4 separate regions of the Homo sapiens genome follow, and all the other regions are linked to region 2. A link is a loop called in an ENCODE intact Hi-C map of the cell type or tissue named here. Cell type or tissue: PC-9. All regions are shown on one strand. Each heading gives the region's core, and the rest is flanking DNA. Links, peaks and the distances in the headings are about the cores only. Region 1 overlaps RASAL2 (RAS protein activator like 2). Region 2 overlaps RASAL2 (RAS protein activator like 2). Region 3 overlaps RASAL2 (RAS protein activator like 2). Region 4 overlaps RASAL2 (RAS protein activator like 2).

The links. Peaks named below come from ENCODE experiments on the same cell type or tissue, not always from the same donor. Only the 100,000 strongest peaks of a DNase experiment are listed, where the experiment ranks them.
Region 1: a loop joins it to region 2, with 2.9 times the contacts of the local background. A loop is called at or near these places in 2 of 110 quality-filtered maps.
Region 3: a loop joins it to region 2, with 6 times the contacts of the local background. A loop is called at or near these places in 6 of 110 quality-filtered maps.
Region 4: it touches region 2 in a loop (2.1-fold over the local background); 3 of 110 quality-filtered maps call a loop at or near these places.

Annotation. Positions count from the first base shown.
Region 1 is chr1:178,189,034-178,197,403 of GRCh38, forward strand. The region is part of intron 1 of RASAL2 (RAS protein activator like 2); the gene reads left to right. Among named protein-coding and RNA genes, the nearest start is that of RASAL2, 99 kb to the left of the region's middle. In PC-9, for the core only: no CTCF peak of the experiment used is centred there; a DNase peak (open chromatin) is centred at 3,818; H3K27ac peaks cover 1,896 bases.
Region 2 is chr1:178,122,567-178,130,936 of GRCh38, forward strand. The region is part of intron 1 of RASAL2 (RAS protein activator like 2); the gene reads left to right. LOC105371630 (a long non-coding RNA gene) reads left to right here. Exons shown (of 3, transcript XR_922307.2): 1 at 1-616; 2 at 2,761-2,935. Among named protein-coding and RNA genes, the nearest start is that of RASAL2, 33 kb to the left of the region's middle. In PC-9, for the core only: no CTCF peak of the experiment used is centred there; a DNase peak (open chromatin) is centred at 4,375; H3K4me3 peaks cover 1,567 bases; H3K27ac peaks cover 4,000 bases.
Region 3 is chr1:178,234,917-178,243,286 of GRCh38, forward strand. All of the region lies in intron 1 of RASAL2 (RAS protein activator like 2), which reads left to right. Among named protein-coding and RNA genes, the nearest start is that of RASAL2, 140 kb to the left of the region's middle. In PC-9, for the core only: no CTCF peak of the experiment used is centred there; a DNase peak (open chromatin) is centred at 3,985; H3K4me3 peaks cover 1,565 bases; H3K27ac peaks cover 4,000 bases.
Region 4 is chr1:178,263,863-178,272,232 of GRCh38, forward strand. The region is part of intron 1 of RASAL2 (RAS protein activator like 2); the gene reads left to right. Among named protein-coding and RNA genes, the nearest start is that of RASAL2, 170 kb to the left of the region's middle. In PC-9, for the core only: no CTCF peak of the experiment used is centred there; a DNase peak (open chromatin) is centred at 4,069; H3K27ac peaks cover 3,300 bases.

The sequences.
Region 1 (8,370 bases), core at 2,032-6,031, 66 kb after region 2:
CGCTTCAAATGTTGATTTATGTTACCTGTGTAAATCTGGAGTGATGACATTGATACCAGCTGCATCATTATCAACCATGAGTTACTACATGAATGACTGATAATATTCTCCCAAACTACTATTTTATGGCTAATCATTATGGCATAAAATAAGAGACCTTCAGCAATAGCATAATTACAGTTCTTATATTCCTTGGTATGTATTCCACAAATTTTGTTAAATAAAAATTGATTGTCATGTGAGGATATAATAACCAATTCTTGCTACATTAGTGGGGTCCATTTGTAAATAGGGTTGTAGGACTGTGTGGTAGAAATGCTGACATCTGTCTATCCTTGAATACAAGTACCAGATACAGGAGAAAGAAAGACCAAAGTAAACCAGAGAATTCATCCTGAGTCATTGGTCTTATGAGTATACTTTTCTGTAGAACCAAAAATTTAACGAATACATTTTTCTGGAAGCTTTAGAGTTATTTCACTTTTCAGTAAAGGCCACAGCATTTCTGTTACATTGTATATTGGAGTGATTATATCTAGTTTATAAATGGCACGAATATGTTCTACACAACCCAATGACCTCGCAGTCTCACTGTAAAAAACAGTAAATGAGCCAATAAGATAATCAAATCTGAAAATAATCTATACCAGTTGTCTCAAAAGTATGGTGTATACATCCCTGGGAGTACAAAGATAATCCTCTGGGGTTCAGGATAAAATTATTAGCACATCTATTTATGTGTTTTTTTCTCATTGTGTTTAAATTTATGTTTCTATCTTTTGCAATGTATATTTACAGCAGTCCACGAATGTAATTTATAAATACACCTGGATAGAGATGCATGTCCAATTGTTTTTGTAAACTGATGGTACATGTTGGGAAAACAAAGTTGAAACTACTGCTTTGTGCTGTGAACCAGTGGTTCTCAACTGGGGGCATGCTGAGTAGTGTCATGTCAAGGGGGCAAGGGTGTGCTACTGACATCTAGTGGGTGGATGCCAGGGATGCTGCTAAATAAACATCCTTGAGTTCACAGGACAGCTTTCCTTCAGCCCCCTACCCCACCTTCCGCAGAAAGAATTATCTGGTCTAAAATGAGTTTGAGAAACACAGGTATATACTGTGTATTTCTTTTTCCTTGAAGGAGGGATCGCAAAGAAGTGAGTCTAGCCTGTTTATTTTCTTTTTCATCTTGCTGTTGGCTGACTACTTGGTTTTCTTACGTATATGTCTATATTTTCCAATATCTCAAAAATAGGCACAAGAGAACTGAAGGTACTTAATTTTATAAAACCAAAAGAATACTCTGAACAGTTAGAGGAAAAGAGGTAACAAAATGTGTAAGGCCTTACACACAGAGTGGTATCTAAAATATTTGTTTGTGGTTTTACACTTCTAAGATTAACTGAATATGTTCATTAAGTTCTAATTTTTGTTTTGTAATTCCTATCAAATCTTTTGATGCTTTATGAACTGCATTGGTGTACTGATTCATTGAAATCTAAAAAGAAAGCTGCTACTGATAAGATTGACAGGAAGGAATCTATCTAGCTAGAATAAACTACGTGCAAAGTAAAGAACAAGGAGTCCGTGATCTAATGATTTTTGTGAAAGATTCTGACTTGAGGGTTTAATTTCCAAATTGGTATGCTTCTCATATGCGTGATCTTATGCATATTAAACTTTGTTGTAATTTCATAGTTAAAAAAAAAAAAAATCCCCTATATGTAGCCGGAATAAACAGTCACTGTGAGTTGTCCATTTTAGAGCATAGGTTTTTAGGTGGTGAAGACCTGTCCTTAGTTGAATTTGTATGTGAATTAAACTCTTATTTTTATAACAATTCACTTGAGTTCTTTAAATAAAGATGATGCCAAAGAGATGTAAGGCTTGTCTCTCAGAAGAATAGTAAGGATTAATGGCTTCAGGTATTAGGAGAATTAAATAGAATAGTATTCTATCACCATCTAATTGCTTTTTCTTTTGATAATATGTGCCACAGAATGTGAAACAGCTACTGTTCACTCCACTGAGAGATACTTAGGATGCTTTCGGTCAGCCTAGCTGAATTGTTAGCATGATCCTTAATTAAAATCATCCAAATGATAGAAGGTTCTTCCTGAAGTCAGTGGAAAAACCTCTTAGCATACACTCTAGAACTCAAAAGGAGCTTAAAAGTGGGAACAACTTTAGAGTTACAGGCAGAATTAGACGCAGTTAATAATAGCACTTCTCAAACTGTATGTGCTTTTAAAAAATTTCAGTATGTTGTGAGCCAATAATTTTGTTAAATATAATATAAATGAATAGATAAATGAAAAAAAAACACATACAAAAACAAGCCATAATTTTAAAATTTAGATTCAACAGACATAATATTACTGTCAAATTGCAATGAAGGTTTCTAAATACTTATCCTCTATTATTATATCCATCTTGACATAGCCTGGTAACAGTTTGTGGATCATCAGAAGCCTGTGAACCAAACTTTGGGTTGCACGAATTTCAGTAGAAATTATATGAAATAAAATTTCTTTCTCTGCCGTTTACACGTTAGCTTTTGTTCAGTACAGATTTCTGCTTACTTTCAAATGCTGTCTTGTCTTCAAAGCTTTCCTTGACTTTCCCAAGCTGACTTGGGTAATTCCTAGCCTATAATCTTGCTGTATCCCCAAAGGGCCTCTAGTATAGCAACTGTGATATCAATTCATTTATTTCATTTAAAGAAAATGTAAAAATAGTCCTTAAGACCTAGAAAGGTTTGTGGCACACAGACAATAAGTAAATGTTTATTTAATGAATGAAATAAAAAACGAATGAATTGTAGCAAAATCCTGAGGCTTTAATAACAACACACACTGGATAAAGGAAAACTTCATTTTGCAGAAAGAAAAGACAGTTTCTCAGTCTCAAAAGACTTATGTGAATCTAATTATTATAAAAATAACCCTTGATAGACACCTGAACACATGCATACATTTCATAACTGTATAACACAGACTGTGGAGGTGAAGGAGCATATGGACCTAAATAAAAACTCAAGACCCCTTAAGAGAACTTGCTAGCAATGCTGATTTAAATAATTTTTAACAGTGAGGGGGTCGGAGGTGGGGATGGGAAAGGGAGTTGAAAATTAATGCCCCCAGAGTTTCGTGGTACTCTGTGCTATCTTTTTTCTTTTCCCTGTCCCTCCAACTGTTAATATTTGGTATCTTGTTATACTACTTTTATTTCAGTAAATATTTGATGACAGTCTATTATCTACTCTGTTAGGCACCTTGGAGAGTACAAAGAGAAATGCATGAAATTAACTAAAAGACAAAAAAATGCATTAGGTAGAAGTGCAATAGCACATGAACGAAGAACTTTTAAAAATATGAATAAATTATTTTAAAATTAAAAGTGTTCAAATACAGAATGCTTTTCAAATCTGTGTTTCTTCTGAGGCAGTCTATGGATATGCTTAGGACAGCTGTTTTAGATGACACATCTATATAAATGTGAAGTAGATTTATTTTCTTTAAACAAACCATTAGTGTATGTGTGTATATACACACACACATACATGTGATGTTGAACTAGCTTCATCAACTTCTCAATAAATGGACACATTTAGCTTCTAAAGGTAGAAACGAGTCTAAAAGGGAAGAAGATGGTAAGCAATTTAGCAACCTACAGTCTTCTTCAGTTTTTGATCTGTATCTAAGTAGGCAAATGAATATATTTCTTTCAGTACTTCCTCCTCTGAGTCTGGCCAGCTATTTCCTTTGCATTCTGTCTCCAAGGCACTGGTTTAGGGGAAGGAAGTACAGAAGTCTGAAGTCCTAGGTTGTTGGCACTGCCCCTGGGGAAAGTGAGATATCTTGCATTACTTCTTGGGTATGTGCACATTTCCAGTTCCCACAGAGAAGCCGATCCCTGGCAGAAGGCAGATAGAGACAGCCAGACTGAGTCACAATTAGAGAATCAGGGAAATTATTTTTTTAAAAAAACAAAGGCTCTTAGTAGGGTCAAATTTTTACATAGCGAAACAGGAAGCAGCGAAAAAAATATATTTAAATCTAGATCACGTTTGAGGGAACTCATCCCAAAATTTTCAGGTTTTTCTGCCATGACAAATAAATCAGTGTGGATTCATGTGACAATTACATCTGTTGATTTTCCTTCACAAACATTGACTGATAATCTTCTGGTGTATTTTATCTCTATCTCCTAGCAGCATAATGCTCTTTAAATATGGTTCATAGGATAAACGCAAGTCAGGTTATTGAATGTTAAAGACCACAATAAATAACAAACTGTCTTTTCTGCCCCAACCCTCCTTTTTCTGATTGGAAAATTATTTGTTGGGAAAGCCTTGCAACAGTAAAATAAATTACTTTTGTTCATAATATAATGAATTTTTATATTGAAAATAATAAAAATTAAATCAGCACTTTTGAAAAACTGAGGACATGATTTTATGACATGACGCTTTGTAAAACTTAATTCTATTTGGAAATTCTTTAAACTTTCTTTAAAAAAAAGTTTTTTCTTTTCTTTCCCTTCCTTTTCTTTCTTTCCCTCCTTCACCCTGTTCTTTCTTAGCAGCTAGCACAGGTAGTTGATATATTATTTCCCTACCTAGATTTAAATGTCCTGTTTGGAACGGAGTTATTCCTTTTTTCCTTGTACCTAAACACTTAGATTGCCTCATAATACATGAAACTTAAACATAATTTACCACGAGTACTTGACACAAAGAATTTTTTTTGGTGAATATAAAACATTTAATTTTAAAATGTTGACACTATAATGTATGAAATAGCTAGCTATTACAAATGCACATGGTGTATTTTGTAGATACCAACTAGACTTTTTTGTTTTAGGAAGCTTTAAGTTACACTGTGGTTAAGACATATCTTCACCCTTGAAAAAGCCCACATTCTATCACTGTGATGTATGGTCAAACTGAGGCCCAATCGTTAAACACTTGGATCAAATCATAACTAAGTTTATTGCCAAAGGACTTGTACACATTTATTTGTCAATTTTAGTGCCTTAAAATCTACCCAGCAGCTCATTAACATATAGAAACATACATCATGAGAACAAGAACTATCACCCATCCCTTCTGTATATTAGCAACTTATCACTCCTGAGCAACATCTCATTACTGAGGCCTGTGAACAGTCACTTTTCACATTTGAGTGAAATATGGAATGACTTAAGTATAAATGCAGCTATTATAAGTCATTTCTTACAAAAATGTCATGAATTAAAGTATTTTACAGCATTTACTACAAAACTCCATAAAAACTGCCTTCACTTAAACTCTCTCTCCCCATATCCAGCAAACCAACTGGATGTCTTTGGGCATCTCTTAGCATGGATAGCACACAGAGTAGTGTCTTCCAACACATCCACCAACTATGCCTCACTTGCCTCTGGAAGTACAGGAGAAGCTTGGTCAATTTCCGGTAATGATGAATTTCTCTAAGCACCAAGGTCTTGGGCCTGTAGTGATGCATTTTTATGATTTTTGTTGTTGTTGTTGTTTTCTTTTTGTTTTTTTGTTTTGTTTTGTTTTTACCATCGTTAGAGGAGTCTGCTCTTCCTGGAAGCTTTAGTGGCTAGCTGTTTGCAGGAGGCTTCCTCACCAGTGGATTTACTAGCAGTCTATTTGGTTTGGGCCATCTTTTACCCAACGCCGAAGTCTTAGGCCACTTCTCCAACTGCTGCACTGCTTCTGCAGTCACCAAGCAAAGAAAAGATGCTCCTCCGATGAATGACCAAACACTCTGCACCTGACACAAAGAATGATTTTAAATGTAGATAGTTTTGGTATAACATGCCCAACCATTTTTACTGTTCAACTTGTCATGTTCAAATGATGAAAAATAAAAATAAAAATAGTTGTATAAGGATCCAGTAAGAGATGTTATCTTGAAACTGTAGTTTGAGTGATTTAAGAATTTTGAAGGGTAATTTTGAATGTATCTAATTTTTGCTTTCCTCATTTACTTTAAAACCAAATTCAATTCCTGCTTCTATTTCACTCAGCACAGATAAACATACACAGTGCATTTCCACTGTAGTTTCATTTATATTTGAGTAAAGTGGGGCTAAGAGGTATTAAATGACTTGCTCAAAGGCAGTCAACTAGACAGGTGTGGCTGGGACCAGTGAGACTTAATATTTTCCTGATTTTAAAGGTTATATTCTAGCATACAATCTAGATTACTTCTAATTTGCCAGCAGTCAATATAGTATTTTTTCCATAGTAGGCGTTTATTAAATATTTCTGATTTAATTAACTGCATTTGAATAGCTAATTGTTAGTGATCTTTTCAATAATTTGCAATGTGAATTAGTGTAAGGTTAAAAGTTACTAGGCTTGTGTTTGAATTGTTGCTCTTGCTAAATATTGCTGTACCACTTAATAACTATTGCTCTGGCACTTATTGTGTGGCTCCCAAAGCCACACAATAGAATGAAGTATATAAGAATATAAGTGAAGAAAAAGCTTCACTTTCTTCATTTATAAAACCTACCTCGTAGAGTGCTGTGAGAATTAAAAATAATAAATATAAGATGTAACTATATAGTAAGTATTTGATAAATGGTAGATATTATTTTCCTTTAGCACACTTGATATTTTTCGTCTCGAAAATACTGCTATAGAAGATGAATCATTTTTTATGACATCAGAACTAAACAGAATTACTCATCAAACTATACATTTTCTAGATAGATCTATTGAAAGCATGACACTTAAAAAAATAAGCTAATTATGATGAGCTCTGAATTAAAGACACTGAATCTGCTGTCTCAAGGCTGTTATTATAATCATAAAAGGATAAGAGTTATTGACAGTCATCCTTCTAGCCATACTATTCATATATATTACCCATACTATTCTAGAGACCTGTGAAAATCTTTGGATTCTATATCCTGGTAAAGATATAAATCTACTATCCCAAGACCAGACATGTAAAAATTCCATATCTCATAAATATTTGAGGATATTATATAATCCTATCAAATGAAAATATAAATGAAAGAAGAACAGATGTAGAATGTTATAGGTATTATATTTAAGAAATAAGGTAGGATCTTAAATTCTCAGAAGTTCTACCCTCTCCTTGGGGTACTTCTTCTCATTAATTTAAAAAAATAAATAAATAGTTGCTAATTGTATTATATATACCTAAAAATATATTGCCTTACGAATTTGGGGGCCATTCATATTCATTTAAAAACATGTTTAAAACAACTAATACTATAAAGAAAGGGAAAAGTCAAGGTACAAAGTGAGAAGATATTTGCAACATGTAAAACAAAAGATTAAAATTCAGAATAAAGAACTTTTAAGAGAGAAAGGCAAACCAATCAATGGAAAATAAATGTAATCAGCCTTCTGTATCCATGGGTTCCTCATCCTTGGAATCAACCAACCATGGATTGAAAATATTAGGGGAAAAAATTCCAGAAAATTCTAGAAATCAAAACTTGAATTTGCTGCATGCTGAGTACTACTTTGAATCCATGCCAGTGAAGTGATATAAAAGCGTTGTATTAGGTACTATAAGTAATCTAGAGATGATTTAAAGTATACAAGAGGATGTGCCTGGGCTGTATGCAAATACTACACCATCTTATATAAGAGACTTAAGCATCCTTGGATTCTGGTACATGGTTGTGCAGATCCTGAAACCGGTTCTCCACAGATACCAAGGGATGACTGTAAAAGACTTCAAGTGAGACCTCATAAGAGAGGAAACACAGCTTACTAGTAACTACAACAAAAGGTGTTCAACTTTATTAGTAATTAGGAAAATGCAACTTTAAACCACAAAGAAATACTCTTATATACCATCTGATGACTAAACATTAAAAAATGTTGACATTAGTGATGAAGGACATGTAGAGCAATAGGAATTCATTTTTATCTCATGGGACTGTAAATTGGTAGAAGCCCTTTGAAAAATACCTTGACATTACCTATTAAACATGCTAAGCCAGGCACAGTGGCTGACACCTATAATCCCAGCACTTTGGGAGGCCGAGGTGGACAGATCACTTGAGTTCAGGAGTTAAAGACCAGCCTGGCCAACATCGTGAAACGTTGTCTCTACTGAAATACAAAAATTAGCCAGGTGTGGCCGGGCGTGGTGGCTCACGCCTGTAATCCCAAAACTTTGGGGGGCCGAGGCAGGCAGATCACGATGTCAGGAGTTTGAGACCAGCCTGACCAACATGGTGAAACCTCGTCTCTATTAAAAATACAAAAATTAGCTGGGCTTGGTGGCTCACGTCTGTAATCCTAGCTACTCAGGAGATGGGCAGGAGAATTGCTTGAACCTGGGAGGCAGAGGTTGCAGTGAGCCG
Region 2 (8,370 bases), core at 2,148-6,147:
TCCAGGAAGAAAATAAATGAAGACTGATTCATGAACTGACTGTACTATTTGTTAGAGCCAAGTATGTTTGTGGTGCATGAAAATCTTTATCAAGGAGCTTGGATTTTCATAACCAGTAAAGTTTTTGTTTTTTTTGAATGTCTTGTAATATATAAAATTATAGCTGGGATAAATGTAGTTTTTTTCACAAGGGAAAGATTAATGGTTTGGATTTGTCAAATTTTATAGCCTAGCTATTCATCATAAAATGAATCTGTAATACTTACTTTCCATTTTTTTTTTTTTGCTCACACACTACTTTGGATGATTTTAATTGTATAGTATTTAAAATTAATTTTTAGATCTTAGATGAGTTGACCAGAGACTAGTGATAATACCAAGTATGGAATAGTCTAGGGATAGAAAAGGATAGAATTTCATGATAACGCTATATAATGTGTGTGCCAAATTCAGCATATTGACCAGTGTTTTACAAAATGAGTTTTTCAGATCATCTATCTAAAAATCACCTGGAATGCTTGTTAAAAATTCGGATCCTTGGACCCTTCCTTCACCCATCTCTCACCAATCAGAATATCTGGGAGCTGCCTAGGAATTGCATTTAACAGGCACCCAGGTAATTTGGATATACATTAAAAGTCGAGATCTCCTGACATAGAACATTCAACATGTTATACGTATTGCTCACCTGTTTAAGATGATTAAATTATGAGATCTTTGAAGGCTGAGAGAGAACGAGGGTATCTGTTTTCAATTTATGAATTGAATGAATTTTTGGAGTTTTAAAAGCTAACACATAATTATAGCATTCATTTCATTTATTAGTTTCTCCTGAGGACGAAACTTGGCCTTGAATTTTATAATTCAGGGCTTTGAACATCTAATTTTTGTTTAACCAAAGTAGAAAGTACTGTAATGCTTCTAAAAACTACATTTACAGTTCCTGTTGCGCTAAGTAGATATAGATAAGCTACATGTTCAAACTTGCTTTGTGGTCCCCACTTCACTGTCCTCTCTCCTAGAGCTCTTCCAGATGTCAGGTTTTCTGAAATTGATCCTGAATTTAAAAATAGAGAAGTGACAGAAAAAAATGTGAGGTTTTAAATTTGATGTTGTATAAAAGGTAATATTTTTGTTTTTTCTGTCACCCAGGCGGAATGCAGTGGTACAGCCATGGCTCATTGCAGCCTCAACCTCCTGGGCTCAATTGATCCTCCTGCCTCAGCCTTCTGAGTAGCTGGGACTACAGGTGCACGCCATGATGCCCCACTGATTTTTGTATTTTTTGTAGAGATGGGGTTTTGTCATGTTGCCTAGGCTGGTCTTGAACTTCTGGGCTCAAGCGATCCTTCTGCCTCGGCCTTCCAAAGTGCTGGGATTATAGGCATGAGCCACCTTGCCTGGCCCAAAATGCACTATTAGTGACATACTTATCTATGACAGGATTTCCAAACTTTTTCCCACCCAAAGGAAATATCCAGAACCCCAGAAAATGAAAGTAGACCTGCTCTGGTTACATACCCCATGGGTGTTCCTGAGACATTTCCTAGGGACTCAGGGCTTTGGGCATAAAATTTGAAAATCACTGGAAGAAGTGGTAGCTAATTTTTATTAAATTTTATGTAGAGAGGATAGGAGAGAGTCTGAAGTTCTGTCAAAGCTGTTCAATCCTTAGAGTGGTAGTTCTCAGCCTAGGGGAATTTTGCCCTCCAGGGGACATTTGACAAAGTCTGCAGACATTTTTGGTTGTCACAACTGGAGTAGGGGGGTGGGGAGCCACTGGTATCTTGTGGGTGGAGCCCAGAGTACTGCTAAACATTTTAGAGTGCATGGTGCCCCTCATACCAAAGACTTATCCTGTCCCAAATATCAAGGGTAAGTACCTAGGCTGAGAAACTCTGCCTTAGAGAAATGTTTTCTAAAATATAATTTAGTTTGCAGTCCATATTCTCTGTAGATAAGAGTTTAGTGGACGGGAGGCAAATATTTTTATAAACGAGTAGCTTAGTAAGTTGTGGTTATTTTACCGTTAGTTTACTCTTTTATTAGGATGTTTATTTTGCAAAGATATTTTGATTAAACCTAAGTTTTCTTTCAACAGCTTTAGTAAGATTTTTAATAAGAAAATGTTATTTGTATTTTATGTATGATAACCTATTAGACCTATATGGTATGAGACAATAGCCTCTCTTTCAGAATTGCCCCGCCCTCCTTTGGGAGAGACTCTCTAATTTTATTACCAGCTTGTATCAGTTGATTTGGTTTTTTAAAAAAACACATTTTTTATCAGCTTTATTAAAATGGGTTAACTTTTAAAATGCCGCAGTATTTCAGTGGTAGAATTTCCTTTCTCCATAAGCTTTCTTTTCTATTAATTCAGCATCAAAGAAGTGTTATAGTGAGGTAAAAAACTTGAGTTTGAAAATGTTATATCTCATACTTAGAGAAATTATCTCCTATCCTTTTTAGGTTCTTACAAATTGGCAGAAATATCCTGGGAGAATTATTGCCCAAACATCAGTTAGAAAAAGTATGTTAAGGAAGTTCTGGTCACTTGAAATGCTTCCTTTAATCTTATTTCCTCTAGCAAATATGCAGCATTTTGGCCAATTTCTGTGGCATATGTATAGTAAATGTTTTACATTTCAGATCATTTTTGCTTTATATTTTAGGGGAAATTGAATTATCTGACTGGTGGTAGTTGCTGAGAATATATTTTACTACCTTATTTTAAGTTTCTTTCACTAAATTATTTCCTAGGTCTTTGGAATGGCATCTCTTCATATGCAACGTAGAATATATGCTTACTGTATTAGTCCACTTTGTGTTGCTGTGAAGGAATACCTGAGGCTGGGTAATTTATAAAGAGAAGAAGTTTAATTGTCTCAGAGTTCTTCAGGCTGTACAGGAAATGTGGTGCCGGCATCTGCTTCTGGTGAGGGCCTCAAAAAGCTTAAAATCATGGTGTTTTATTTTTTGCTACTGAAATTAACTTAATTATTTTTCAGAAGAATAACAGTATACTTTCCTGTATTCTGATAATCGATGTGATATTTTAAGTAGCTTACAATTACATTGACAAGGCTTCTGCTTTCTCACACTTAGTAGCTGGGACTGTCAAACAGATGCAGAACGAACAGGTGAATAATTTGTTTAGTTAGTTATTTTTCATTTCCTTTTCAACTAGATTGAAAAGTAGGGATATATAATCCTACATTTTAGACTAATTGCGTAAGACATCTTGAAGAATTAAAGAAGATATTCTAGAATAGCAGAGAGTTCATTTTTCATAAATTAGATGGTGACAGTGAGAGAAATTGTATTGTTGATATAGTACATATTTTTGGCCAATTGGCAGATACTTGGACACCTACCTAAGGAGCAAGGGCTGGTGCTAGGCATTGTAGGGATACAGATAGTTATAATAACTGATATTTTATAATGTTTACTATGTGCCAGACACTTTCTGGGTACTCAGAACTTACTACTTGTATAAATTTTACAGCAGTCATATGCTCTTACCTCTCTTGCAAATAAGAAAACTGAGACATAGGGAAGATAAGTATCTTGGACAAGGTCACAAAGCTGGTGGTGGAGTTTGGATTTGAAACCTGGTGATATGGCTGTGGAGCCTGTGTTATTATCTTGTAATCAGTAGCACGAAGCAGAAGACCTGGTTCCTGCCCTCAAATAGCCTGTTGTCTAGTTGCAGTGACAAGTCTCAAACACATGTAAAGATATATAATGTATATTTTTTAAGATTGTAGACAGTAAATAAATGCTGTAAGTAGAAATATTCATCTATTTATTTGCCTAGGTTGACTAGCAAGGCAATCCTGACTGGCATAATCAGGATTCTAGACTCTGGCCATATTGTTGTGTAATATTGAACATCTGGGATGGGCTGTGCACTGTGCATTTGCACCCTCCATGAGTAAGATTTAAAGAAACACCATTCTTTTAGTCATTACCTTTTAAAAAACACTTTTAACCATGTACAGGTAGTTATATTGAATAGTTTATTAAAATTGTCTCACTTATTTCTGAAATCTATTTAAATAAAAATGTGGGAAAGCTCAAGAGTGAGTACACTTTACAACCTGGCTGCCTTTTTCAGATTTCTACTTGCATTACTGTTTGGAAGTTGTTCTTCATATTCCATGGGAGATGATGGGGAGTGGAAAGATAAGAAGGGAGCAGTGACATTCATTCAATTCCTGTAAATGACTTTTATTAACATTGTTCTGATGCTTCAGGTTTGTGCTCAGAAACAGGGTGTGTCATTCATTACATAGCATGCTGTCATGTCCAGTCTGCTGCCTCATGACTTCTCTGAGTAAAACTGACTCAGTCAGTGGTTTGAGGCTTGGCCTTCAGCACAAGAGAAGCAAACACCCACTTATAGCAGCTAGATTAATACTGTCTTTCTTTCTGAAATACTTAAGGTAGGATTGCTGTCTAATTCTTTGTCCTTCATTTTGTAGCTTATTTCGCCTCAGTCATCTTGTGACCCACAAACTGTAGGTTGAGTTGACTCAACCTGTAATGATTAATATTTCCAGAATGTGTGGAATGTGTCACAGTATAGTGGCTTGAAGATAGAGACTTATCAAAGGTTATACCTGGTTTTTAAGTAGCATTCCTTCTAATATTTGTTATTACCCAGTACTTAATGATAGTATATTTATTAAGTTCAGTGTTTTCTCTTGGCTTCGAATTATTCTTGAGTTTTAGAGAAATACATAGCCTGTTAAAAATTAGGCAGCAGGAAAAAAAATATTTTCTATTCTGAAATAGAAGCGTTTAAAGGCACAAGGAAATGGTAATTGCAATCCTCTTTTTTCCTGTGAAAATAACAAGAACAGCAGTAACTCTTTCTTTGCCATTTTTCATAGTAAGTAATCATAATACATCATTCCTTTGTCATTGATAGTGTTTTCTCTGATTTTTAAAATTTCAGGGATAAATTATCTGGAAAGAGCCTGTCTTTTTTGAAACCCTGTATTTGAGAGAATTACCTGATAGAAACAAAACTCAAGGCTTACAGAGGAAATGGAGTGAACATTACATTTTATAACTTTGTTACTTTTAGGCTGGAGATACATTCCTCTAGTGGTGATCTTTAAAAGATCACCTTTAATATCTAGTATCTCCATACTTATTCTAGAATCTAGACTTTTCATACATGTGCTCCCATAGCCTATACATTTCCCCCTCAATCCCTGATCAGGAGAATTGTACATCATTTCAGTTGAATTTTGTCAGTGTTAATTTCTTTTTAAAGAATAGAAGTTTACTGTAAATGACTGGTAGAAAAAGACAGAGCCAGATAAAGAGCATTGCCTCTAAATATAAAAAATTAAGAAGAGGAAATGATTGCTCTGTAACTAAGTTACTAAAGCTATGGAAAACCAGTGGTGAAAAATTTCTCAATTTTCTGTGGAAGACATTTGATTTTGTGGAACAAAATTTGAAAGGGCCCTTAAAGATACTGTAGTTCAATTCTTTCATTTTCACCTAAGGTTCATCAACCCGGTTCTTCTGACTTCAATGAAGTGTTCTTTCTACATCACTACCCGAGTATTTATGATCTCTTTGGTGTCTAAAGAATTTCTTTCCTTTAAAACCTCAGAATTCAAAAAATTGATTCATAGAAAAAAATGCTTATGCATTTTGTGAACAAATGAAGTGCCTATCAATTTTTATTATTTGAAGTCAGATAAATAGGAGTTCTAACTCTGGTCATGCCATTTATTAACTGAATAACATAATACTTAATTTCTCTGTCTCAGTTCCCTGGTTTGTGATATGAAGGTAATAATAGAATTCTACTTGTTAGTTTGTTATGAGGATTAAATGAGTTACTCAGAATCTCACATTGGTGATGTTATAATAGAGAGAAGGAAATGATTTTGTTGTTTTTATTTGAAACAATAATACTCTGTACATCTTTTTTTGTTAAGTAACTTTATTGAGGTGTAATTTATGTACATAAAATTCATTCATTGTAATTGTACAATTCACTGATTATTAGTAAATTTATAAAGTCGTATAACCATCACTTCAATCCAGTTTTAGAACATTTCCATTATTCCCACAAATTCCTTTGTATCTGTTTGCAGTTAATTCCCACTCCCAGCCCTAGGCAACCACTGATCTGCTTTCTGATTCCCCTAAATGTGCCATTTCTGGACATTTCAATACATAGAATCATAAAATTTGTGGCTCTTTGTGACTGGGTTCTTTCACCATGGTGTTTTCAGGGTTCATCCATGTTGTAACGTGAATTAGTACTTCATTCTTTTTTTTGGCTGAATAAGATTCTATTGTATAGATATACCATACTTTGTTTATTCATTCATTCATTCATTCATTAGTAGATGGACATTTGGGTTGTTCGGCTATTATGAATAATGCTACTATGAACATTCATGTACAAGTTTTTATGTTAACATACATATGTTTTATATAGTATGAACATACGTATGTTTTATATGTTAAGGTACATAGGTTTCAGTTCTCTTTGGCATATACCTAGGACTGGAATGGCTGGGTCATATAGTCACTCTATGTTTAACCTTTTGAGGAAATGCCAAATTGTTTTCTATAGCAGCTGCACCATTCTGCATTTCCACTAGTATTGTATAAGGGCTCTGATTTCTCCATATCCTCCCCAACACTTATTTTTCTGTTACTTTTTTCATTTTCTAGTAGCCATCCTAATGTACGTAAAGTGGCATTTCATTGTGGTTTTAACTTGTATTTTTTGTGATTACTAATGATGTTGAACACCTTGTTATGTGCTTACTATATATTTGTATATTTTCTTTACTGAAGTGTCACTTCATATGTTTTGTCCATTTTAAAATTGGGCTGTCTGTCTGCTTAATGAATTGTATGAATTCTTTATATATTCTGAATAAAAGATCTTTATAAAGATAGGTGATTTTTATATGTTTTCTTTTAGTGTGTGGCCTGTTTATTTCTTGATGTCTTTTGGAGTATAAAAGTTTAAAATTTTGATGCAGTTCAGTTCGTCAGGTTTTTCTTTTACAATTGATGGTTTTAGTATCATATCTAAGAACTCAGCTTAATTGAAGGTCATGAACATTTTTTTTTTTGAAGAAATTTTATAGTTTAGTTTTAAAATTTAGACCCGTGATCCATTTAAGTTAATTTTTGTGTATGATTATGAGGTAAGAGCCCATAAGATTATTTTTTAGCCTGTGGATATCCAATTATCCTGACATCATTGTTAGAAAGATTTTCCTTTCCTCATTGAGTGCTCTTGGCATCTTTGTTGAAAAATAAATGTTTGATACATGTATGCACGTGAAAACATGTTTTTTTCTTTTTGACACTAGTACATTAAATTAGAATAATTAAAACACCAGGACTCATTGGCCAGATTTATATTTTAGAATTAACATAAGTGTTAGTATTACAGAGTTTCCCTTTTTATGATACACAGACATTTACATAATTAAGGAAAAGCTTCATTTCAAATATAGAACAGGTCTTTTCCGTAGTATATTCAAATTCAGCAGGGCAGTTTATAAAACAATTACTATATAGTGCATTTAAGATAATGTCTCAAACTTGATTTTTTTAAAGGCCAATTTCCATATCTGTTTCATTGTCACTCTGGGCCTGTGGTCATTGACTTCTACCCAAATTTTAACACAAGGAGATGTAATATGTGATTGACAATTGGCAGGTCATATGACTTTGGACTTTGGAGGTTGAAGGTTAAAAGAAAAATGTTTAATTAAGTTTCTTTTCTGTTTTATGTTAAGTTGCCCTGAAATATCCCCCTGGGCCACTGTATTTGTTTTGACATCTGATGTTTGAAGGAGCATGTTTTTCCCCCGTAGAAAATCTTACATAATCTCAACTATATCACCTCTGTGTGGGAGAGATAATTTATTCTTTTACTTATTATATATTGTGTACAAGTTAGTTCTTGAATGCGGTCTTGACTACAGTATATATTGAATAGTTTATCATACGGGAAATGTAAGGAAGCCATATGTAACGTCTAGTATCTTAGATTTAGTCCTGGTCTTTAGATGCTAACTTTAGGGGGAAACAAAATAAACAAACCTCTAGACTAAAGATTTGTTTTTTCTTCACCTTGTTTGGCAGATGTAATCAAATATTAATCTTGGTCTTCTGATTTGGCTTTTCCTGTCATATATTCCTTTCACTTAAAAAATAACATTTGTCGCCTGTAATCCCAGCACTTTGGGAGGCCAAGGCGGGCGGATCACGAGGTCAGGAGATCGAGACCATCCTGGCTAACACAGTGAAACCCCGTCTCTACTAAAAATACAAAAAATTAGCCGGGCGCGGTGGTGGGTGCCTGTAGTC
Region 3 (8,370 bases), core at 1,759-5,758, 110 kb after region 2:
CCAAATTAATGTATGCCAAAAATTAAGTATTTTCTATAAACCCTGTCCTCCCTAGATGTTCCTTTGCTCAGTGAATTTTAGTGATACTCTTAAACATATATATTTTCTCCTTACTCTTGGCAAATAGATAATTACCTAGAGGAAAATCTTCCTCCTTGATGTGCCTCTATTAACATTCCATTAAAATTTTTGAAAGACTTGGTTGTTTCAGTTTCTTGGATACTTGTATGTCTGTTTCCTTGCCAGGTGATCATAAGGTGATCAAAGTAAAAGAATGTCAAAGGAAATTAAGAGTTTAAAATCTTACAATCAGTTCCTCTCAATGGTTAGCATGTGTGCATTTGATAAAAGAAGCAATACTTTAAATTTTTGCATTTATAATCATTTTTGGACTTTGATAGTGCACTTTCAGTTTTTAGCAAGTATACCAAGCTATTTTTGACTGTCTACAATGTGTGAGGTGCTGTGAGAAGGTGTCCCTGCATTTTACACATATATGGTCTACTTAAGGAAATATAAAATGTAATAATATGTATATGGAAGCACATACAGAGTTTAAGTTTAAGGTGCTATTTCAAGGAATTTCGATTCCAGTAACGAAAAAACAGTGCATAGTGTCCTACCAGTAACATAACAACATTTATAAAACAGTTACTCCGCTATCTCCTAAGTGCTTCGTGTGCGTGTGTGTGTGTGTGTGTCTGTGTGTGTGTATGGGTATGTATGTGCAAGTGAGGGGGGATTAAGCTCTTAAGACTGAAATGTACTGTTTATTATAAAGACCGGATCAAGTGCCTGTGCAGAGGTCTCCTTTTCTCTTTTGGCAGTAACTTCTTTCTGGCCTAGTGTCTACATCAGTGGTTTTCTAACCTTTTGCAGTTGTGAGCCTTTCTTCATCCCTTATTTCCCACAAGCAAAAGACTACCAAATAACTGACTAGTTTGATTTTCTTATCTAAGAGAAAGTAATTAAAGTTGAATTCACTGAGTTAGCAAATTAAGTGAATTTATAGGCGAGAGCTAGTATCCTAATGAATAAAGTTTCTGAGGCAATTTATTTATTTAAAATCCAAATTATTTGGAAATAATTTTCCAAAAAAGATTATCTAGTTGTTATCCTACTTTCTCCTGCCTACCAGTATTTTTTTAATGCTCATTTTCCAGATACTGGAATTGGAAAGCTATTGATTACCAAACCTTCAGATAACCAGAAGATAGTCTCTTTTGTTCAGATATTAGGTGCAAAGGATCTGACCCAGTGTGGTCATGGTAGCTAATTGTTACATCAGCTATAAAGTTGTTGGTTTTTTAGATTATGCCTAATAATCTTGAGGGCTAAGCTACCCCAACCTATAATAGAATTTATCTCTTCATAAGTATATACTATGATGGTCCTCGTAGAGGTATGATACTGTAATAACCATGTACCTGTCTCTCAGCTTTAGAATTTGCAGTTACACTTGGTTTCCAAAAATCAGAGATTCTGGATTTTAAGAGCTTAGACTAGCCACTAAAAACCTGTAGAATGTCTAATAATCACCCCAAATTTTTACTAGTCAACCAAGTGTTATTTTTTATCCATGTGGCAACTGGGTCATTTCTTTGCTTCTCAAGCCTATAAAGATTAGTAATTCCTTGGTTTTCAGTTGCTCATTGTTTTCCAAGGAAGTCTTAAAAAACAAAGGAAAACAAAAAACAGAAAGGGTTTGCTTTAAGCATTATGATTGGTAGTTTATTTCACTGTTTAAAACTTTAGGGTATAACTTGCACAAAACACTAGGCTTCTCTAGCTTTTACTTATGAGCAAAACTTAATCTGTGATATTTTATATTGGACACTACTTTTTTTTTTTTTTTTTTTTTTTTTGAAACAGAGTCTTGCTCTGTCACCCAGGCTGGAGGCCAGTGGTGCGATCTCGGCTCACTGCAACCTCCGCCTCCCGGGTTCAAGTGGTTCTCCTGCCTCAGCCTCCTGAGTAGCTGGGATTACGGGTGCACAGCACCAAGCCCAGCTAATTTTTGTATTTTTAGTAGAGATGGGGTTTCGCCATGTTGGTCAGGCTGGTCTCGAACTTCTGATCTCAGGTGATCCACCCGCCTCAGCCTCCGAAAATGCTGGAATTACAGGTGTGAGCCAGCGCGCCCAGCCTCCCTGAGTACTTTAAATGCATTTTATCTGGTTTAATCCTCCGAATAATCCTGCGAGGGAGTGTTATTCTCATTTTAAAAGTAAGGAATTAGAGCCTCAGAAAGTTTCAGTTACTTCTCCAAGACTACACAGCTAGTAAGTTGTGGGTCCTAGGTCTCTTATGATTCTGTGCTCCTCCATTTGGGGGCCCACTTTGAACACATGATGTTTGAGAGTTTTTCAGGAACTTGAGAGCATCGCTTCAAGCAGTATTGCGGAATAAAGGGGCAGGAGTTTAGCAGCAGAGGTTAGTTCCCATATGAGGATATACATTTGGAAGCCATCAGCCCATGGACATTGAAGCCACAGGAGTGGGTGAAATCACACAGGCTAGGGATATAGTGGGAGAGTAATGAGAATGTTGAGACTAGCATCCCAGCCTCAACACATCTGGACATCTTATTCCAGTCTAACCAGTGTCTGTTAACAGAGCCAGTGGTTTACGAGTATAGACTTGGAGTTTACCAATGTGGTGGTAACTTTAATATTCTTACTTTTACATATACTTGCATACACACCTTATTTATTTTTGTTTAACAGCTTTTTTGAGATATAACTTACATAACGTATTTCATCTACTTAATACACACAATTCAATTACTTTTTTATTGTGATAGCATGCACATACCAAAAAATTTACCACTTTAACCATTTTTAGGTGTACAGTTCAGTGGCATAAGTAGCTTCACATTGTTGTTCAACCATCACCATCATCCATCTCCAGACTATTTTATCTTCACATACTGAAACTCTGTACCCATTAAACACTAACTCCCCATTCTTGCCTCACCCTAGGCCCTGGTAACCACCATTCTACTTTCTGTCTCTATGAATTCGATTCCCAAGTACCTCATATAAGTGGAATCATAATATTCTTTTGTACAGTTTATTTTTAGTATTTTTACAAAGCTGTACAAGCACACCACAATTTTAGAACATTTTCATTACACCAAATACCTATTAGCAGGCAATTCCTGTTTACCCTTAAAGGTCCCATCCATCAGACCTAGGCAATCAGTAATATACTGTCTCTATAGATTTGCTTATAGATGCTATATAAATGGAATTTTACAATATGTGACATTTTGTGTCTAGCTTCTTTTACTTAGCATAATGGTTTCATGGCTCCTCCATGTTATAGCAGCAGTACTTTCTTTTTATCACTGACTTTCTATTGTATGGATATACTATATTTCATTTATACATTCATCATTTGGTGGACATTTGGGTTGTTTCCACATTTGTGCTATTATTAATTATGCTACTATGAACATTCATGAACAAATTTTTACGTGAACATATGTTTTCATTTCGCCTGGGCATTTACCCTTGTATTTTGCAAACAGTGTATTCTGCCTCCAGAATAATGATTTGGTGTTTTGTGACCTTAAGTCACATTAAATTTTCCATTTGTTATCTGAACATGTAATGGTGCTGCTACTTTATTATTGTTTTATATCCGTGTATTCATTCAGTAAAATATTTCTGTGTGTATGTGTGTATATACACACACACACACACACTTTGATCACCTCAAGTACCTATTAGCAATCACTATATATATATGTAAATAAAATTTTAGTCTTAGTCAAATACCTTCTGTAGTTAGTAATTTCCCACACCTCTGCTCAAAATATAAATATAGTTCAATGTGATCTAGAGTTTTCAACTGGTAGCTTGATTACAATGAACAGTATGATTTGTCTGCATTTCCAGGATGATTGTCATCCTGGAATGATTTATCTGCCTCAGGCAAGTTTTTATTTGGTTTCTCACACTCAAGGCCAGTTTGTCTTTGTGAGGAAGCAAAGAGAAGAGTAAGATGAGTAATGACTCTGGATCTATGATTATGAAACCGTATCCTTATGAGTACACAGGTTCTTAGTGACTGAGCTTGAGTCAGTTAACCACAGGTATTTTTCCTGTCATTCTCATGTGGAATTTTCATTGAAATGTCTTAAAAAAATTTTGCCTCTAATTTCTGGATTTAAGGATGATTACTTATTCACCTTTACAAAGTAGAAACCCTATTCTATCTATGTTTTTAGATTTTGTCACCAAAATGTCAAAATAGTTTGAATCTTAAGGGATATTGATTCATATAATTTAGCATAGTATATAACCATAACCTTGGTCAAACTAAAGAGTATTTTGAAAGCTATGTGTGTGGTTTGTTGTTCTGAAGTAAAGTGGTATCTGGTGGTTAGAACATAAGAGTTACTGTCAGCATTTGTGGGTTTTCTTCCCAGATCCAAGCTTTTTTAAAAGGAAAGTCAGAGTCCATGCCTGTTGTATGTTTAGTGCAATGGTTTACATACTGTAGATATATTGTAAATACTAGTGAAGATGTTATACAACTGGCAGAATAATATGCAATAAATCACTCACAATATGTGTAAAATAATGATAGTTGTCACTGGTACTTAGTGATTCTATTATTTAATAAATCTTTCTTTGAGAAAGGCATGATTACTGTTTCCAAGTAGTAGTGTGGTATTTTAAGCAACTTATAATAAACATTTTTAGTTCAAAGTGGTTAGACATTACTCTCTATCCAAGGGACTTTTGAGGACACTACCTCATGGACACCATCCATATATCACAGTAGTACATGCCAGAATCTAAGAGTAAGGAATACGTTTAAGATTGTGTGATGATTCTAATATGTGGACACGTTAGGCACTGATACTCTAGTATTTAAGTTTTATTTACCTCTATCCTCTTGATGGCATCCTAAACCATGGTTCTTAAAGCTTGAGCTGGATGGAGGTGTTCTGCCCCTGAAATAAGGTAATAAAGGTATTTTCCTAGCTTATTAAAAACAGATGAATGGTATTTTTATTTAAAATTTTTATTTTATAAATTTTTTAACATTGTGGTGCCTTGCTATCCCTTAGCCTATAATAAAACATAAAATATTTGCCTTTACACAGATTTTTATACTTGATTATTTTGTCTTTAATATAAACTTTTGTAATTACTTTTTGCCCTGTGATGTAACATTAGGGCATTGCTTTTCAAGCACAGTGTTTTATGAACATATGTTGTCCACAGTGAACAAGGTCAGTTGCTAGTGGAAATTATGGAGTTGCTGGCTTACTAATCCTCTCTAGCCTATTATTTCAATTTATTGGACTGTTAGTGATACCGCAGATATTGTTATTAGTCCCTAGATGTAGACAGTATTTCTTTGAATAATGCTTTCCTGTTCATAGAATTCTAGATGTATCATTTTGTTTAGCCAAAAGGAACTTAATACTTTCCTGTAAACCCTATCACTTCAGATGTTAGTGTTTATTGTATTTCTTTACCAATAAAGAACATTCATTTAAACACAATAGGTCCATTTTCTTATTTTTATCCAGTTTTTTTTTCTTAGCCTTAGACTTTATTTTAAATACAAGAATATAAAGGGATGTTTTATCCAAAAGCAAATGGCATTGAAAAAAGACCACTTTAAATTATTTAAAGCAAGTGTCAAATTTTCATAGTAAATAATGTATACATGTGTTGCTGGAGAGGATATTGGGAATTTATCTTAAATGAAAATTTATGAAAATAAACTTTTTAGTCTTTTAAACAAAATTTACATTATAATTGTAACTATATACTAGTTATTAAAATAAAGTTATTAAGCTAATTATTAACAACTTTTTGTGGTATTTTTCCCTGAACAAAATTGTGTGACTGCAAATCAATATCCTTCACTTCACATTTTACTTTGGAGAATTATTTTATTATAATGTTTTTTAGGAAAATTATTGGAAGATTTTGTTAGTTTTTAAGGTTCCTTTTTATTTCTATTATAATTATTTTATTTATACATATTTTTATTTTTATTCATGACTTTTTTATTGATTAGAAACATAAGCCCTCTGGTGTATCCTACTGTCACATTGTTCTAATTGACCAGTGTGGTTTTTAAATAAGAGTGCAGAATATAAAGTATGAGGTGGAATTTTGAGGAAAATGATTTATAAATAAAATTTTAAAATAGGATGAATTTATGAATACACTTGAATATTTAGGTTTTGACATTTATGCTTCTTTCTGGTGTGCTATATAATTACAACTTAAATACCCTAAATGAGTATTATTGATGTGATTCATATACTTGAGATAAGTACACAGAATGTTGAGTCACTGTATGAAAGAATGAAAGAATGAAGAGCTGTTTATATACAGATATGGAAAGATCTCCAAGCTGTGTTAGGAAATAAGCTACAAAAGTACTATATGTTTCTTTTGGTTCTTTGTAATTTTCAATCTCTTTCACGTGTGTTGCTAGTATATTGTGGAGAAAGTAATAAGTTCACTTTATGTGTGAGGAGAAATACTTTAGGGGTACATATTAAATTTCCATGGGTAAGCTCTTTTCTCATCTTTTAAGGCAGCTGTGGATTTGGAAATGGAGAGTCAGTCTGAGAATCAAACTTGAATCCTCCACTGATCTGATATCTCTATCCATCTTTAATTTAACTAGAATACATTGAGCCTTGATCATGAGCATCAGGATTAAATAACATTTACATAATACTTCACCTTCCTCTCTCAGAAATGGATGACCAAAGTATTGCACTCAGAAGGGTGTGCAAAGGTGTGCAGATGACATACCAACTTATCAGTATATTATCTTGGACAAACTTACTCTTCATTTGGCTGTTAAATGCAGGAAATAATAGTACAGATTAATTCTCCCCCTTCCACAAATACGTACATATATGCATGCAAAGAAGTGTATGCAGAGGCCATGGCTGTTGCTTAGTCTGGAAAGCTTTTTCAATCTGAAGGCTCTGTCTTCTCTTGCTATGGTGGTGTTTACCTCTAGCTCTCTCTTCAATTCAATTTTTTGCTCATGCAGGGAGCACTGGTCAGAGCACAAGGATGGAGAACTGCTTTATTTCACCCTCAGGTTTGTTTCTTGATTTATTTATAGTATTTTTGAGTGTATCTCTTTGGGTAGTTTTCTTAGTGGTTGCTATAGGTATTACAGTATTCATATGTGACATCACAGTTTATTTTTATCAACATTTTACTACTCTGAGTAAATGTCAGGTAGTAAACTCTCCATTTACACCCTCTGCCTTCCCCACTTTTAAGTATCATTGTCTTTGAATATTGGATGGTGTTCTAATTATTGCTTCAATTAGTATATATGGTTTATAAAACTCATGAGGATACTTACACGTTCCCATATTTCTGCTTCCTTCCTGATACTCTTAATATTTTAGCATATCTTTTAACATATCTTTTCTCTTTGAAGAACTCCCTTTAGCCATTCTTTATGCATAGGTCTGCTAATGACAATTTTTATAATTCATTCTCTCTCTCTCTCTCTCTCTCTCTCTCTCTCTCTCTCTCTCTCTCTCTCTCTCTCTCTTTCATCTCTCTCTCTTGTCTCTCTCTCTCCCCACTCCTGGGCTCAAGCAGTCCTCCACCCTCGGCTTCTTAAAGTGCTGTGATGGGATTATAAGTGTGAGCCACCAATGCCTGGCCCACTTACATTCTTGAATCTGTAGGTTTACGTCTTTTGCCAAATTTAGGAAGTTTTCACCATTATTTCTTTGAATACCCTTTTAGCTCTACTTTCTTCTCTCCTAGATCTCTGGTGATACAGATGTTGGATCTTATTTATTTATGTTTGAGACAGGACCTTACTCTGCCACCCAGGCTGGAGTGAGTGGTGCCATCAAAGCTCACTGCAGCCTTGACCTTCCAGGCTCAAGCGATCCTCACACCTCAGTCTCCTGAGTAGCTCTGTAACTTCTATTTCTTTTATAAGGTTTTTTTCTTAATTTGTTTCCAGATAATTTCTAATTGATTCTGAAGCATTTTATGACATGCAATTTAAACTTCTCAGATAATTTTAATGTCTGATTTTTCTCAGTTGATTGTCTTTTTTCATTCAAGTTGAGATTTTCCTGGTTCTTGGTGTGTTGATTTTTTAAAAATTTATTGAATCTTGAACATTTTGGTTATTATGCTAGGGAACTCTGGGTTTTATTTAGATCTTTTATTTTAGCAGGGAGTTGCCCTACTCAAGTTTAGCATGCAGCTCCAAGCCTACAGTAGTGAGCTGTGCTTCCAGTGACAATTTAATTTTCAGAGATTTTGCAGTACTATTTTTGTCTGCTTAGTTTAGCTGGAGTTCCTACCGATCCCTGCTGGTGCTGCCCAAAGCAGG
Region 4 (8,370 bases), core at 1,625-5,624, 140 kb after region 2:
TCTTTGAAAATAATTTGTGTCTGCTGAAAATCTGTATTGAGTTGTGTTAAACAACTCCATAGGAATTCTAGCAGAGGTCAGCGTGTGCCATTGTGCTCTGAGTTAGTATTACCTTCCTTCTGGTATATTTAGGTACTCTTACTTTTCTTATGGGAGAAATAAAAATTTTAGAGAGTTATGCAGAAGTCTAAGTTTGAACCTAATATTTCAAGTGCTGCTTAGATATTTATAAGGGAAAGATTAAATACCTTGTAACCAGCATTTCTTTTCTGATTGTTTAAGTTAAAGCAGTGGATGTACATAGTTAAAAAGTCAGTTCTGCGAGGATTTAAATGAAAATGATCATTCACTTTCCCTATCTCTACCCGTTGCCTCAGCTAGTTTCTGCTCCACAGAGGCATCCATTGTCAACTCTTTCAGAGGTTTCTTTCACTATTTACCATCATATTTTAAATAACTCATGTATTCACGTACGCATACATGAAACCAAGATAGACTTATACAGTTTTAAACATTCTTTGTTTGGAATTGCCTTCTACTTGTAATCTATTTCTAAAATTCTCTCTAAACCCTCATGCACAAAACTGTGATGTTATCCCCTTGTATAATTTAGAAAATCAGAGGTTCTTACAACCCCCTCTCAGATTTGATAATTTGCTATAGTGGCTCTCAGAACTCAGGGAAACAGTATATAGTACTTACTATTATCAGTTTACCAAAAGGATATCATAGAGGACACAAATGAACAGCCAGATGAGGAAGTATATAGGGCAAGGTCTGGAAGATTTCTAAGGGCAGGTACTTCTGTCCCTATGGAGTTTTAGGGTATACCAGCATCCTGGCATGTGGATGTATTCACCAACCTGGGAGCTCTCTGAACCCCACTGTTTAGAGTTTTAATGGAACTCTATTACATAGATATGATTGATTAAATCATTGGCCATTGGTGATTAGCTCAATCTCCAGCCTCATTTCTTCCATGGGGGTGTGGGTTACATCTGAAAGTTCCAACCCTCTAATCACAGGGTTGGTTCCTCTGGCAACCAGCCCCCATTTGGGGGCCACTAAGAGTCAACTCATTAGTATAAACTTAAGTAAATTTGAAAGGGACTTACTATGAATAACAAAAGATGCTTCTCCAACTGATTACTCTAGAAATTCTAAGGATTTTAGCAGTTCTGTGCTAGGAACCGGGGACAAAGACCAAATATGTATTTCTTATTATATCAGAATATCACACTTGCCCCAAATCATCTGTAATACATGGAAGATTTGAATCTAGTTATCTGACTATACCACTAAATTAGTGTTTTCATATAACTCACATTTGGCCTTGTTCAAATGTTCAAATGGAACTATATAGTCATGGTTCCCTCCTTTTGTTGTTGTTGTTTTTGGTTTTTTGGTTTTTGTTGAGACAGAGTCTTCCTCTGTCACCCAGGCTGGTGTGCAGTAGCACGATCTTGGCTCACTGCAACCTCCGCCTCCTGGGTTCAAGCAGTTCCCCTGCCTCAGCCTCCCAAATAGCTGGAATTACAGTTTCCCTCCTTTTCAATGCCCAAATAATTAATAATAGAAAAACGTTATTATTGTATGCCAGTATGTGCAAAGTGCTTTGTTAAGCACTCAGTATGCATTATCTCATTTGAACCTCAAAAAACTCCCTAAAAGAGTAGGTATTTTTATAGTCCCTATTCATAGATGAGGAGATTGAGGTTCAATTAGGTTGAGTAATTTGTCCAGTCTTTTTCAAGTAAACTTTTTATGAAAGGATAATGTACACAAAGTACATAAATTGTATAGCTTGATGTATGGCTTGATGAATTTGCATAAAGGGGCATATCTGTGTAATTTATACCCTGCTCAAGAAACAGAACATTATTACCATCTCAGAAGCCCACTTATGTCCTGTCCCAGACACTTCACCTGCAAACAGTGACTACTAAACTGACTTTTAATACTATAGATTAGGTTTACCCAATTTTGATGTTTAAACAAAATTACACATCTTTTGTATCTTTTTTTGCTCAACGTTATATTTGTGAGAGTCAAACATATTGTTTTCTATAGTTATAGTTCTTTCATTCTCCCTGGTATATAGTATTTCATTTTATGAATTACCAAAATTTATCCATTTTACTGTTGGTTTTTATTTTGGATTGTTTCTAGCTTTTGGCAATTTTGAATAGTGCTGGCATGTATGTTCTTATACATGTCTTTTGACTAAAACATGTCCACATTTCTGTTGGGTATATATCTAGGAGTAGAATTGCTAGATATGTATACGTTCGGTTTTAGTTAATATTGTCCAACAGTTTTCAAAAGTGATTTTACCAATTTATACTCTCACCCTCAGATCCTTCAATTCCTCAACAATACTTAGTATCTTTTTCATTTTAGCCATTCTAGTGGGTATGTAGTGCTATCTCACTGTGGCCTTAATTTGCATTTCCCTGATGAGTAATGAAGTTGAGCATCTTTTTACATGTTAAATGGACATTTGGATATTCTTTTTTGTGAAGTGAGCATTCAAGTCTTTTGCCTGTATTCAGCTGGTTTGTCTGCCCTTGTTTCTTTTTTCTCATACCATTTACACTTGGTTTTACTGGACAGCCTTATTCATTTTGATACGGCTCCAATGAGTGGAGGAACACCAGGGCTCTTGTCTCACACCAAATTCGATAAGACGACATGGACACACGTGGAGTGGTTTTAAGTAGCAGAGAGTTTAATAGGCAAGAAAGAAGAGGGAAGAAAGAAGGAAGAAGCTACCCTGTACAGAGACAGAGGGAGGGGGCCTCCAAAGCTGAGAGGAGACCTCAAGTGCGGCAGAAACCAGCCAGGTATATGAAGAGGCTGGAAGAGGCAGTGTCTTATTTGCATAGGGCTCAGGGGATTGGTTTGATCAGGCATGTCATTCATGTAGCCTGTGGGAAAAAACTGGCCCTCCCACCCTAGCCTTTTAATATGCAAATGCAGAGTGCCATGAGTTTCTATACACTTGGGGAAATGGGGGGCAGCCATGTTGCCAGGCACATGTGGGGGCAAAGGCAAGAGAACAAGGGTAGGAATCGCCATGCTGGGCGGACCCAGTTTCTAATGGCTGGCATTTGTATATCAAAGGTTTCCAGCCCAGCTCTAAGAGCTGGGCTTTCCTGCTAGACAAGAAATGTTTCTGAAGCTGCTTCGAAAGAGACAAAAACTTTCCAAGGACCCCTTTTCCTCTCCTATCTGCCTAAAATAATTTCTTAACTCCTACCACATTTTTGTCAGTCTATCCATCCTTTTCTTAACAGATTACATTGACTTTCTCCATCCCTGTTCCCTTTTTCTGAAGAAAGAACTTTAGACTCTTCTAGCATTTTATTTCGGCATTTACATATCTCTCTTAATTCCAAATAATATACATACACTGTTGCTTTTTTATTCATCCATTTTAGACCTTTTTACTGATTTCCTATTATGGCGGATGAGGATTTAGCTATCACATAAAACCATTCCAACTTCCTCACTATAGTTTTTGGTGATTGGTTGGTTTGTTTTTATCAGTATTCAATGTTTGTATTATTATGCCATGCTGAGTATGGTTGAATATCATTATTATTTTTCCTTCCTTTTTTTTTTTTTGAAGTTTGTAATTGCCCTTTTTTCCTGTTTGTTTAGTTTTCTTATTACTTATTCTTCTCAGACCTTACTGTAATATTGCATTATATTTTTACTCAAGGTCGATAATACCAGGTAACGTATCAGATCTAGTGTCTTTTTTTTTTTTTTTTTGAGAGGGAGTCTTGCTCTGTCGCCCAGCTGGAATGCAGGGCTCACTGCAATCTCCACCTCCTGAATTCAAGCTATTCCCCTGCCTCAGCCTCCAGAGGATGGTCTCAATCTCCTGACCTCGTGATCACCCACCTCAGATCTAGTGTTATTTTGCTTTCTTTTCTTTTTTCTTGGAAACATTCCTCATGGAGCCCTCCTCTTCTTACCTTTAGGCCTATTTCCTGAATAGCTATCATTTTAGGAGTTTCTTTTGCTGTCATTCTTGGAATTCCTTTTGCCTTTTTCATAGGTTGTATTCCTCGTTGTGTGGATCTTCCTCTCTTTTTTTACTTACTTCCTTGCTTTGTTCAAGCATATCCTCCAGTAGTTAGTTGTTGTTTTTTGTTTTTTTTTTTAAGAGACAAGGTCTAGGCCAGGCATAGTGGTTCACACCCATAATCCTAGCAGTTGTGGAAAGGCAGGAGAATTGCCTGAGGCCAGAATTTAAGACCAGCATGGGCAATAGAGTGAGACCCTACCAAAATAAAATAAACAAATTAAAAATTAGCAGCTGGGCGCAATGGCTCCCACCTGTAATCCCAGCACTTTAGGAGGCCGAGGCGGGTGGATCACGAAGTCAAGAGATGGAGACCATCCTGGCCAACATGGTGAAACCCCATCTCTACTAAAAATACAAAAATTAGTTGGGCATGGTGGTGAGCACCTGTAGTCCCAGCTACTTGGGAGGCTGAGGCAGGAGAATTGCTTGAACCCGGGAGGCAGAGGTTGCAGTGAGCCGAGATTGCACCACTGCACTCCAGCCTGGCAACAGAGCGAGCCTCCATCTCAAAAAAAAAGAAAAAAAATTAGCTGGGTGTGGTGGTGCATGTCTGTCATCATGGCTACTTGGGAGGATTGCTTGAGCCCAGGAGTTAAAGGTCACAATGAGCTATGATCACACCACTGTACTCCAGCCTGGGCAACAAAGCAAGACCCTGTCTCTTAGAAAAAAAAGAGAGAGAGGAGGGGTATTGCTTGCTCCTTTGTCCAGGCTGAACCTGAACTCCTGGACTCAAATGACCCCCCTGCCTTAGCCTCCTGAGTAGCTAGGACGACAGGCATGCACCACGGCTCCTGGCTTCCTTCAATAGTTTTTAAAGATGGCACATAGGCAGAAAAGCATGGTATGACAGCCTTCAGCCTGCCAGTCTCTTTAACCATACTGCTGCAATCAGGACTGGTGGATAGTTATCAACCTCCTATTCTTATTCGTTGTCATGTTGAGATACTACTTGCTTCTCTCCTGTATTGGAGCACCTGTTTTTTTAAATACTGTATGCTTTTTGTTTTCTTGGTTTACTTTCTATTATGAACTGAGTGTGTCTCCCCAAAGTTATTTTATGTTGAAGCCTTCTATCTGAGTGTGCTGTATTTGGACATAGGACCTGTGAGGAAAGTGATAAAGATTAAATGAGGTAATAAGGGTGGGACCTTAATTTAATAGGGCCGTTGCCCTTATAAAGAAGGGGAGAGGCTCCAGTGATCTCTCTTCCCCATGTGAGGACACAGTGAGAAGGTGGCCATCTGTAAGCCAAGAAAGAGCCCTCATCAGGAACTAAATTGGCCAGTACCTTGATCTTGGACTTCATAACCTCCAGAACTATGTGAATATAAATTTGTGTTGTTTAACTCACACCGTCTATAATATTTTGTTAAGGCAGCCTGAGCAGACTAAGACATTCCCCCATTTTGAAGGAGGACATCTTCTTGTCAGACACGTGTGAACCAGAGCAATTCTATCCTAAGTAGGAACTGGGTACAGTGAGGCTGAAACTTACCAGGCTGCATTCCCAGATGGTTAAGGCATTCTAAGTCACAGGATGAGACAGGAGGTCAGCACAAAATACAGGTCATGAAGACCTTCCTGATAAAATAGGTTGCAGTAAAGGAGCTGGCCAAAACCTGCCAAAACCAAAATGGTGACGAGCGTGACCTCTGGTCGTCCTCACTTCTACACTCCCACCAGCGCCATGACAGTTTACAAATGCCATGACAACGTACCCTATATGGTCCACAAAGGGGAGGCATGAATAATCTACCCCTTGTTTAGCATATTATCAAGAAATAACCATAAAAATGGGCAACCAGCAGCCCTTGGGGCTGCTCTGTCTATGGAGTAGCCATTCTTTTATTCCTTTACTTTCTTAATAAACTTGCTTTCATTTTGCACTGCGGACTCGCCCTGAATTCTTTATTGCGTGAGATCCAAGAACCCTCTCTTGGGGGTCTGGATCGGGACCCTTTCCTGTAACACTCCAGTAGGGTATTTTTCCTGATTAGCAGTTCGTGGTAGGCAAAATTTTTGAGGCCTTGATTATCTAAAATCCTTTTTTTCTCACACTTGGTTGTTAGTTTGGCTAAGTGAATAATAATCTAGGTTAGAAATACTTTTCTGTCAGAATATTGAACTCATTGCTCCATTGTCTTCCAAATTCCTGTGTTGCTTTTGAGAAGTCCAGATCTATTCTTATTCCTGATGTTTTATACATAACTGTTTTTTTTCTTACTGATATGTTTTGGTGGTCATCTGTTTTTATCAATTTTGCTGGACACTCGGGTTTCGATCTAGAAACTCACATCATTTAGTACTGAGAAATTTCACAAATGATTTCCTCATTTCTGTTTCTTCTTGCCTATTATTTTTATCTTGACCCTCCTAGATTGGTTTCTCAGTTTACCTTTTTCTTTTCCATCTTTTTGTCTTTTTGATCTATTTTCTTAATTTTATCTTTTAATTATATTACTGCATTTTTTTCATTTCTGCTATTATGTTTTTAATATACAAAAGATCTTTTTAGCTCTGTAAGTGTTGCTTTTTATTAAAAAATATCTTATTTTTGTTTCCTGGATGCCATTTTTTCTTGTATCTGTCTCTTTGAGGATAACAGTGTTTTGTTTTTTCCCTGTATTGTTTGTGTCTCCTTCAAGTTGCCTTTTTCTGTGTCTCTCTTTTTTTTTTTTTTATGTCTATATTCTTCTGCTAGAAGCTTTCTTTTGGTTCTGGTAATTCTTGTTGGTCTGCTTCAGATTAAGAATGGGAGATGAGAAAGCTTACTGGAGGATCTAAGTGTGAAGATGGACCTTGCCCATTTTAAGGGCTTTACTATAAGGTGACCTGGACCTGCTGTTTGTCGGGGGAACCCTTTTGTTAGTATCTTTAGTTCTTTTCTCTTGGGATGGTCTGATGCCCAGAGTGTTCTTCTAAATTGCCTGTCTGGAATGTAAAAGTCTAATTTTGAGAGTCAAATGGGAGTTGAAGAGACCTTTGGGGGAAGCTCATGTCTTAACATGTTTAGAGTAGCCTTTTCTCAACTGTGACAATTACTCTTTTGTCCACCATTTATTTTACCCTCCCAGGAGAGCAAACCTCCATTCTTTTACCTGGGTTGGGAAGGGACATTTATCTATATAATGGGCGAGAGGATCTTGGTACTCTGCCTCTTAAACAGATTTTATACTACCCCTCTTCTCCATTGAGAGCTACCTAGTACTGGCCTATCCCTGAACCTTTCAAGGATTCTGTGGTTTAAATTAGGTTGGTTCTTAGCTTTTCTCATTCTTAACCTAGGATTCTGTTACTCAGGCCTGCTAAGTCAGTTACCACTTGAACATGTTTCTTCTAGCTTTTAAACTTTTATTTACTTTTTATTTCCGTTCTCACTACTTTTGTGGGTCCATGTCTCTGTCTCTCCGTATATAAATTTATCTTTACTGTAGTTTAAGTGGGGTTTTGAAAGGAAGTGAAATTATATATGTTCAATCTACTGTTTTAACCTAGTAGCTGCCATATATTTCTTAAAATGAAATTTGAATAAGGCATTATGGAGCTCTTGGAGCAATTCCAGTTTTTTTTTGTAGGCCAGAGTTAGAGATCTTGGCCTTAGACAGATGGATCTAGCATTTGGCTTGACTTTATCTGACTAGATGTGACCCAAACTGAATTTCTCAGCTTCTTCCTCAAAGTTGTTCTTCTTTCAGAATTCCTAATCTCAGTAAATGAAACCTCTGTTCACCTTTTGACAAAAATGCAAATCAGCGGTGTCATTCCTCTGTTTAAAATTCTTCAGATGCTTCCCATTATTCATAGGATAAAAATCAACCTCCTTAACCTGGTTTATTGGGCTTTGCATGATCTTGCCCCAAACTTTTCACTAGCCTCCTATCTCTGCACTACTTCCTTGCTTTCCAAAACTGCTTCAGCCGTAGGGCCCCCCACCTTTCAGATTGTTGAAGTAGGACCACCGTCTTCCTCAAGGGCTTTTACATCTGTGGTTCATTTGTCTGAAATGCTAATACATTTCCCTTCACCACCTACCATTCTTCCAGCTGTAATAATGCCCAAGCCTAAGTCTATTGCTTGTTGAATGTTCTCACAGCACCCTATACTGCTTTTTTGTAGTGTTTATCAGAATTATTTTAAATTAGTTATATACTGATTGTACAGTATTTGACCCCATTAAGTTGATGTTCCACAAGTCCAGTCACTAGATCCGTCTTGTTCATTGTTATATCCCGAGGCTTGAGTACAGTGCTTTACTTACAATAAACAAATAC